Linked DNA regions of Homo sapiens: region 1 is linked to region 2. A link is an interaction called in ENCODE POLR2A ChIA-PET data of the cell type or tissue named here. Cell type or tissue: Panc1. All regions are shown on one strand. Links, peaks and the distances in the headings refer to the core of each region. The heading gives the core; the rest is flanking DNA. Region 1 overlaps LINC00862 (long intergenic non-protein coding RNA 862). Region 2 overlaps NR5A2 (nuclear receptor subfamily 5 group A member 2).

Region 1 (4,396 bases), core at 314-4,313, 190 kb after region 2:
CTTCCTGGGCCTCTGAAAAAACCCTCCTTGCTGAGTGCCTTCTCTGACCCCATATTAGGCCCTGAGAAAAGGAACCATTCTAATGTTGTAGGGCTCAAATCAATTGTTCCAGATCCCAAGGCTTGTAAACAATTGAGACTGAAACCATGCCTGCTAGAAGCCTGTGCTGTCCCACTGTGCTGCTTGCTGGAGAGCTTCCATGCCCTTGTCCTGCCCAACACAGGCCATTGTTCTACCCGTAGTAACGAGCCCAATTCCATGTCTAATCAGGGAGTAGAATGATGAAAAGCAGTTAGTTTAGAATTTTGGGTTGTTGGGTTTTGTGGGTTTTCTTTCTTTCTTTTTTTTTAATTATCAAGTCATTATATTATGTCCATCAGTCAAAATTGAAAAAAAACACAAAGGATTTTTAATACACTTCATGTTTTCATCTGTGGATGTTAATTACAGAATAGCTGACAGCAGAAGAGTATTTTAGGTTAGAATCTTTCTCTGAGTCTCACTGGGCTCCCGGGTGATTATTTGCAGCCCTTCTGTCCCTTCTTCCAGGCCTTCCCTTTATCCCACCCCACCCCATCTCACCTCTGCGCCCTCTTAATTGTTCACGGAGAGAAAGCAAGAACACCAACCAACTGATGACATTCTTTCTGTACTTAGTGTTACTTGCCAGTGAGTAGTCATTTTTGTGAGCTGGGAGACATTCTCCACCATGGCTAATTACCAGGGAGTTCGAGTCATTCTGCCTGGGTTCAAATACCCCCTCTGCCACTAATGCTGTGGGAATGATTTGGCCTCTTTAAGGTATTGAAAATTAGCGTTCCTTCTGTATAGGGGGCTGTATAGTGAGCGAATTCAATTAAAGACCAGAGCCAGCCTCTGGCATAGAGGAAGTGAGCACTCAGAGTACAGTAGCTGTTGCTATTGATATTTCACAGGCTCTGATGCAGAGAAGCTTGTCCCCAGTGCTCCATCCACGAAGGGAGCAAGTTGCTCCCCATTCATGACTCAAAACACCCTGGAGGAAGATTATGTTTACTGGTTCTATAGTAAACTTCCACCTTGTGAAATGACTTCGGATGTTTGTTAATACTGGTAAGCTTTCCGACTTCCCTGTGAGTGGAGTGTTGGCATTCTCTTTAGCCCCAAATACTTACTTTAAAGAAAACCACTCTTATGTTACAAAAATACAATAGCAATTCTAAATAGAAGTTATTCCTACTTCAATCTTTATCTATAACCCTCATTTCCAGTGAGTTCTATAAACTTTCTTTCTGATTCTAAGGAAACTGTAGCTTCCTGCCACTTCCTCTATTAATACAGTTGTAGTAACATCTCCTCACTGTCTATTCAACTACATGATCAAAATAGGAAAACGGACTCCCTAAAAGTTGAACTTAAATTAGACATTAACTCTCAATATCTGGTTCATGATTGTATTTTTTTGTTATTAATTCTTTAAAATTAATTCAAGAATCTTAATTATGCAAAGCTTCAGTATAATAGCAAAGACTATTTTCTCCTTTTATTAAACATTGCAAGGCAACTGCTTTACCATTTATATTCATTTTCACTTTCTAGGAACACAAATAAATATTTAGAGAATTTCACACACAAAAAAGTCATCAATCAGAAAGAGGACTTAGCAGACTATTAGAAAAAAAAAAAAGGTTGTTTTAAGTATATGTAAGTTACTATGTATCTATGTACACAGTAACTTTCTCCTTTCCAGTCTTCCTATTTGTATTCAAATATTCAAATAACATACCAGCTAGCTGCTAATGGTGTGATTTTCTGCAGTACTTTTCCTGGATGCAAAATGTTTGACCCTGCAAAGACAAGGTGACTCAGCACATTCAAATTACAGAGCTCAGGTTTAGAGGATACACACATTGCAAGAACTGCTGAGAAGATATTAGGAGAGAATTTTTGTTAAGGTTTGAAAGGTCAAAGAATTTAAATGTATGCCCCTCTAGCCCTACCCCCACCCTGCCCCAAAAAAGGAAAAGTACGGACTGGAGAAATGAGAAATAAGATTGTGGTAAAAAACAATTCCATCTGATTGCTAAAAAGATTGTTGTACTTAACTATATTAGCATTTAAATGGCCCTGGTAGGACATGGAGGAAATACCTACACGCTAATGCAAAAAAGGTAGGGAAGCTGTCAGGTTTGCACCTTTTTTGTCTCATTGTTTAAGTGGAGCCAGTTTTTTTCCCAGGCTGGATAAACAGACTGCAGTGAAGGTGAAACAGACATTGAGAAAGCTAATATTGCTTACAAAAAAGCAAATAAAAATTTTTAATTACAAACACTGTAAAGCTGAGAAATTGAGAATGTTAATTACTATATGCTTTTCTACTGGTGTGTTTGGGAACTAGTGATTCCCAAACCTTGCAGACTATCAAAACCACAAGGGGAGGTTTTCATAAATGTAGATTTACAGTTCCCTTCCTGTCCCCATTCTGATTCAGTGGGTTTGGGGTAGAGCCCAGGAGTCTGTAAAACACTCATCCAAGTGATTCCGACACACAGGCTAGGCTGGGATCAGACACAGCTGATGAAATGCAAAGGTGAGGCAAAACAAACCGGGAGTCACATCTCTCCCAGCCCAACTGTAAAATGCATAGGTAAAATGTCAAAGAGTACTTTAACATTTAGGAGGATGTCTCTTCATATGTTAAAGCTAACAAATGAGGCCAGGCGCAGTGGCTCAAGCCTGTAATCCCAGCACTTTGGGAGGTCGAGGTGGGTGGATCACTTGAGGTCAGGAGTTCAAGACCAGCCTGAACAACACGGTGAACCCCAGTCTCTACTAAAAATACAAAAATTAGCCGGGCATGATGGCGGGTGCCTGTAATCCCAGCTACTCAAGAAGGCTGAGGAGGGAGAATCGCTTAAACCCGGGAGGCAGAGGCTGTAATGAGCTGAGATGGCGCCACTTCACTCCAGCCTGGGTAAAAGAGCAAGACTCTGTATCAAAAAAAAAAAAAAAAAAAGCTGACAAATATTAGTCATATTTTTAATTGTCTTACCTTTTAAAATTCCCAACAATATCCTAACTTTTAAAAGTTATTCTAGAACATGACCTTGCCTTCTAGTTCCTGTTTATAGTGATGAGCTACACATATCTTTGTGCCTGAAACAAAGACTTCTTTGCCAGACTCTGTGCCTGCTAATTTCCTTCAATTCATTCACAGAGTCTTCACTGCAACTCCCGTAAGTAGCTACTATTATCCCCATTTTACAGATGAAGAAGTGTGTCTATGAGAATTGTTCTAGTGATAAACCTGAGACTTAAACAGAGTCCTAATACTCATGCTGGATTGTCCATTGTTATAAAGAGCTGGGTTTGTTGGTTGGTTATTTGGAGAAATTTACACATGACATTTGGTTATGTTCAAAAGAATCTCAGGCCTGGCATAGTCTTCATACATTCAGCAAACAACAGTTAGGCATCGTGTCAGGTGTGGGCAAATACAAGGACCACCCACAGCTCTCTACCCTGGAAGTACCTTCCCCACCCCTCTACAGGGTAGCAGACAGACAAAGAGGAATCATCTCCAAGAGATACAAGGGCCACCCACAGCTCTCTACCCTGGAAGTACCTTCCCCACCCCTCTACAGGGTAGCAGACAGATAAAGAGGAATCATCTCCAAGAGTTTCTTCTGGACTTTGCTCTATTAACTGTCCCATTGCCTTCAGGGGCACATGCGTAACTGTCTGAACTGAAACATTTCCACTGCTGATTCAGAAATGTGTTCACCCTAATTATGGGCACAGAATGCTCTGAGGAACACAGGTGGGAGGGGCTGTCTCGGGCCCTCTGGATGCCTTCACAGAGAATATGGCTTATGAGCTGAAGGTTGAAGGATGAAAAATATGTCACAAAGCAAAGTGAAAGGGCCCAGGGCAGCATGTGCTGGGCCTGCCATGTCCAGCAGGGGACCCTGGGGCTGAAGTAAGGCCAGAGGTAGGAGCAACAGGGGGAATGGGGCAGGTGGGGAAGTGGGTTGTAGGCTGGGAAAAGACCCAGAAGGGGATTTTATGCTATGTGAGGAGTTTAGAATTCAAAAGATGCAAAAGGGAACAAACAATGGGGGGTTTTTTGTGTTTGTTTTTGTTATTTGGGTTTTGTTTGTTTTTCTGTTTGTTTTTGGCTAAAGAAGGAACAAAGATATCTGTAACTGGTTGTGATCAATTAGTTGTAAACACTGTTGCACTTGACCAGCCCCAGCCGTGGTTTTTATGCAGAGGAGTCATAGGACCAGATTGGTATTTTAGTAATGCTCGTGCCAGGGTAGAGAATGGGTTGCACAGAAGGCACAGGGCTTGACAGATCAGATCAAAGGCTGTTGCAACAATCCAGGTTGGATCCAGTCCAAACTAATGGTGTGAT
Region 2 (4,396 bases), core at 246-4,245:
GTATGTTGTTAACCTGGTAGATTAAATCATGAGAATGATTAGAAAGACGGGCAACACAGCGGGTTACATCCACACTGCTGATCACACCAACGACAGGAGCTGATAAGCAAGAAAGCGTCACAGCCAGCGTCTGTTCACCCAAGGTTGACAAGTGAAGTTTCTCTAATGTTGATTGTTAGCCGATTTGTAACCTGGCATTTACTTAGCAACTGCCTTATCAATTACAGGATTTGCCGGTAAAAGCAGACTCAAATATAAAGGTTTTTGGCTTAACTTGGTTTATTATAGTTGCTCTATGTTTGTAAACAGACAATCTCTAATGTCTGATTATTTGTATCACAGATCTGCAGCTGCCTTGGACTTGAATCCATGCAATGTTTAGAGTGTGAAGTCAGTTACTTGTTGATGTTTTCTTACTGTATCAATGAAATACATATTGTCATGTCAGTTCTTGCCAGGAACTTCTCAACAAAATGGAATTTTTTTTTTCAGTATTTCAATAAATATTGATATGCCCAGCCTGATAATTTTTAAAAGTTTTTATGTTGTCCTCATTCTATCGGATACTAAAGCTTCTAAATAAGAGACTTGACTAGGAGTGAAATCAAAAGAATCCCACAGGAATAGATACTTTTCCCTTTAGATAACTTCTAGAGTGGTTGGCTGTCCTTCCATGGATACCTGAAGCATTAAATTCAATCTGAGCATCATCTCTACATGTGAAACAAAGTATTTTATATCATTTACTGTTATAATCAATAAGCAGAAAAATCTTAATAGCATCTCACTTTTTTGTAGAGCTTATGTTGTCCTGATAACTTTCCCAAGTGCTTTCTTAATTCACTTGGTCCTCAGAACAGATCCAGGAGGTATTATTATTCTCATATTAAAGCCCCTTGCACAAAAGGATTTGATACACTAGTCAGAGGAGTAGCGGGAATTTGAACCTAGGCAGTTTGACTCCAGAATCAACACTCTTAAACACTACACCATTCTGTCTCTAGACCAGGAGGACACTTCAGATTTGCTTCAAAAGGCAAAGATAGGCCGGGCGCGGTGGCTCACGCCTGTAATCCCAGCACTTTGGGAGGCCGAGGCGGGCAGATCACCTGAGGTTGGGAGTTCAAGACCAGCCTGACCAACATGGAGAAACCTCGTCTCTACTAAAAATACAAAATTAACCGGGCATGGTGGCACATGCCTGTAGTTTCAGCTATTTGGGAGGCTGAGGCAGGAGAATCCCTTGAACTCGGGAGGCAGAGGTTGCGGTGAGCTGAGATCGCGCCATTGCACTCCAGCCTGGGCAACAAGAGCAAAACTCAGTCAAAAAAAAAAAAAAGGCAAAGATATTGGAGAAAATCAGACATCAGGTCACCTCAAAGTATATAGATATTTATCAATAACCCAAACATAAAGCCTTTATACTTTATGGATGTTAAGCCTAAAAAGTAAGATGCCCATGTTCTAGAAATTAGCCTCCTTCAGTACCATTGTGGCTTTGCAGATGTTTAAGGCAATAAAATAACTATGAAATCCATTTTCAAAATTAATAAAACCTCTATTACAAAATAGTGTAACAGCCACAAAACACTTAACAATGTTTAGGAAACATTACGGTCCAGCCTCCCACTTTACACTCCACCCTTCCCATCCCTACTCTGGGCCAAGATAAGCAGGAAGTGCTCATTCTTTCCCAAGCAGATGCCAATTTTTCTTAGGATCCTACAAAAAGATACCATGGAGTCCAACCCAAAATACTGCACTTAGAGTCCAGTGAGTATGAAACTTAAACTTATTTTATTTTTATTTTTATTTTTGCCCAGGCTGGAGTGCAGTGGCACGATCTCAGTTCATCAACCTCTGCCTCCAAAGCTCAAGCAATTCTCCCACCTCCACCTCCCGAGTAGCTGGAACCACAGGCATGCACCACCACACTCAGCTAATTTTTTATTTTTTGTAGAGATGAGGTCTTCTTATATTGCCCAGGTTGGTCTCGAACTCCTGGGCTCAAGTGATCCTTCTGCCTTGGCCTCCCAAAGTGCTGGGATGACAGGCATGAGCCACTGTCCCTGGCCAAAACTAAGATTTTTAAGCAACTAAATAGCGGGCTACAAAACGCATCCCCCTTTTCAACCTGTAACTAGAAAGAACTTTTTAAATTATTCTTGCTGACATTCCATGAAATATGAAAATACATATTCATATTTAAATGAACTATAATTATCATACAGAACAGTGTAGAATTTGATAAATATTTACATATGTATACATCCAGGTAATCATCACACAGGTCAAGCAAGATAAAGCACATGGATTTTAAAAAATGTTTTTATAAGCGGTTATATACTTTAAAAAAAAAAAATTGGTGGAGAGAGCGTTTCTCCAAAGCCCAACCTGGCAATTGGCAGGGCTCATTCTGATGAGTACAGAGGCCTCCCTTCCACGCACGGAGATGCTAAATCCATCAGCATGAGGCAGCCTCTAAGAAAAACCGGCCCATGCTGATATGCATTTGATTGTTATATCTGATATTCAAAATAACTTTGAAGAGGTTCGTACTTTTAACTAAGTTTGACGTTCAGTTTGAAGCCATCTCTGATGTATATTTTTATGAGAAACATGTGGAAAGTTTGTTCAACATAACGCAGGTCAAAATGCTACAATACTTAGTGATTTTGACATTTCCCTGGAATAATAAAGACCAATTTTCCTTAACACTGAACAGGAAGTGTATAGTTTAGTCACTCAAAATAAATATTCTTGCAATGCTTTATTGCTGTTTCATGTAGGCATTTGTTTTATGTTAAGTTAGGAATTAATAATTCAGTGACTAACAGACTGTGATTGTGGTTTTGTTTGTAGAAAAGCTAAGAACCAATCTAAGAAACATTGTATGTTTGTTGCTGGAAAAGAGAGAAAGGGGCAAAGGGGGATGAAATTAGACTAATTGCTGAGTATTCCCTTGAGTGAGTTTGAAACTAAACTATCAAGAAGGGAGGAGGCTTGAAAGCACTGGAGTCTCCATGCCCTTCCTGAGTTGATGGGAGCACAGATCAGACCTGAGTCGGCCCCAGAAGGCACTGGGGATCCTGGTCCAAGCTCCATAGACACCAGATCAGATCCCAGACTGTTCTTAGGATCATGTTAGTCACAGCCAAGGAGAGACAGGAGTTGTCCTTCCAAGGAGACAAGGTGTGGATGCCTGATTCGTGTCTAACTTTTACTTTGCAGAGCACGCCCACTCTCTCGTCTCACCTGACCCAGCAGCAGCCCCCTGTCCTCGGTGGGCTTGGGCACCCTACCCCTCAGAGTGTGAAGCCCAGCCCAGGGAGCTATGCGTGGGCTGGGGCCTCTCAGTACTTTAGTAACAGGAATTGAAGTCCCTCCCGCTCCCCTGCCACCATGGACATCTCCCGCACGGAAGCCGTCACAGGCTGTTCTTCCTCACCTCTCCTTCTTCCCACATGGCCTCAGTATCCAAGCCCTACCAGTTACTTTTCCTATTTTTCTCCCCAGTCAGTCTCCCCCTTCCTTCCTTGCAGATTTGGAGCAGGCCTTTGGCATTTCTTGCCTTGAATTATGCACTAGCCTCTGGGCTGATCTGCTATCAATCTGAACATACCCCAAACCTCACTCCATAGAGCACCCAGAGCCATCTCCCTAATTCAAAGCTGATAATGTCATTCGCTCACTTACAGTCCTCCAATGCCTGGTATTTTCAGGAAAAAGTCAACTCCTACTATGGCATCCAGGTCTTTCCTGGCACAGCCTCTGCCTACCTTCCCAGCCTCTGCCTGCCTCCCAGCCTCCCCTTCCAGCCTCCTTTCCAGGCCCACTGGTGTATCAACCACACCATGAGCACAGCCTGCTCCTTCCTGTTCACTGTTCTCCAATGGTCTAGCCAAAAAAAACCAGGCTTAGAGAAGCCAAGGCAAGGAGGCTGCCCCTCCCCATCCAGTACACCCCCATCTCTGGGGCCCCCAGATGTCTGATGTTCATTATGCTCTGGTCTCATTGTGTTTGTTTCCCAGGGTGGCCCTTCTAAACTGTGAGCGAAAGGTCAAGAGCAGTGACTCAGTCATTTATAAACCACTGGCCCAGTGCCTGGCATAGAGCAGGCACGGCACATGATTTCCACAAAAGAATCGAAGTTTCCCGAGTTGTGGACCATACTGCTCCCCAGTGGTCTCCTTGACTTGACCATGTACATCTTCATGGGGCCCAGACTGGGATAATCCAGTGTCCATCCAATATGCTCTTCTATCTCACCCTGTATCACAAACATATTTTATGTTTGCTTCAGGGGTGATTCACATGTGTGACTGCATGTCAGCTCCCACTCTAAGTATGTTGTTCATCCAAAAACTAGACAGTGAAAGTGGCATCACGCCATTCA

What was found. ChIA-PET counts read pairs that join two places held together with the same protein. Peaks named below come from ENCODE experiments on the same cell type or tissue, not always from the same donor. Only the 100,000 strongest peaks of a DNase experiment are listed, where the experiment ranks them.
Region 1: POLR2A ChIA-PET joins it to region 2 with 15 read pairs; 2 of 35 experiments call an interaction of 5 or more read pairs at or near these places.

What each region holds. Positions count from the first base shown.
Region 1 is chr1:200,362,437-200,366,832 of GRCh38, forward strand. All of the region lies in intron 4 of LINC00862 (long intergenic non-protein coding RNA 862), which reads right to left. Among named protein-coding and RNA genes, the nearest start is that of LINC00862, 9.2 kb to the right of the region's middle. RefSeq lists enhancers at 1,725-2,019, 1,745-2,039. In Panc1, for the core only: a CTCF peak has its summit at 3,926 (motif pointing right); no DNase peak of the experiment used is centred there; H3K27ac peaks cover 2,468 bases.
Region 2 is chr1:200,176,889-200,181,284 of GRCh38, forward strand. It overlaps NR5A2 (nuclear receptor subfamily 5 group A member 2), which reads left to right. Exons shown (of 8, transcript NM_205860.3): 8 at 1-527. Among named protein-coding and RNA genes, the nearest start is that of NR5A2, 150 kb to the left of the region's middle. In Panc1, for the core only: no CTCF peak of the experiment used is centred there; a DNase peak (open chromatin) is centred at 4,163; H3K27ac peaks cover 322 bases.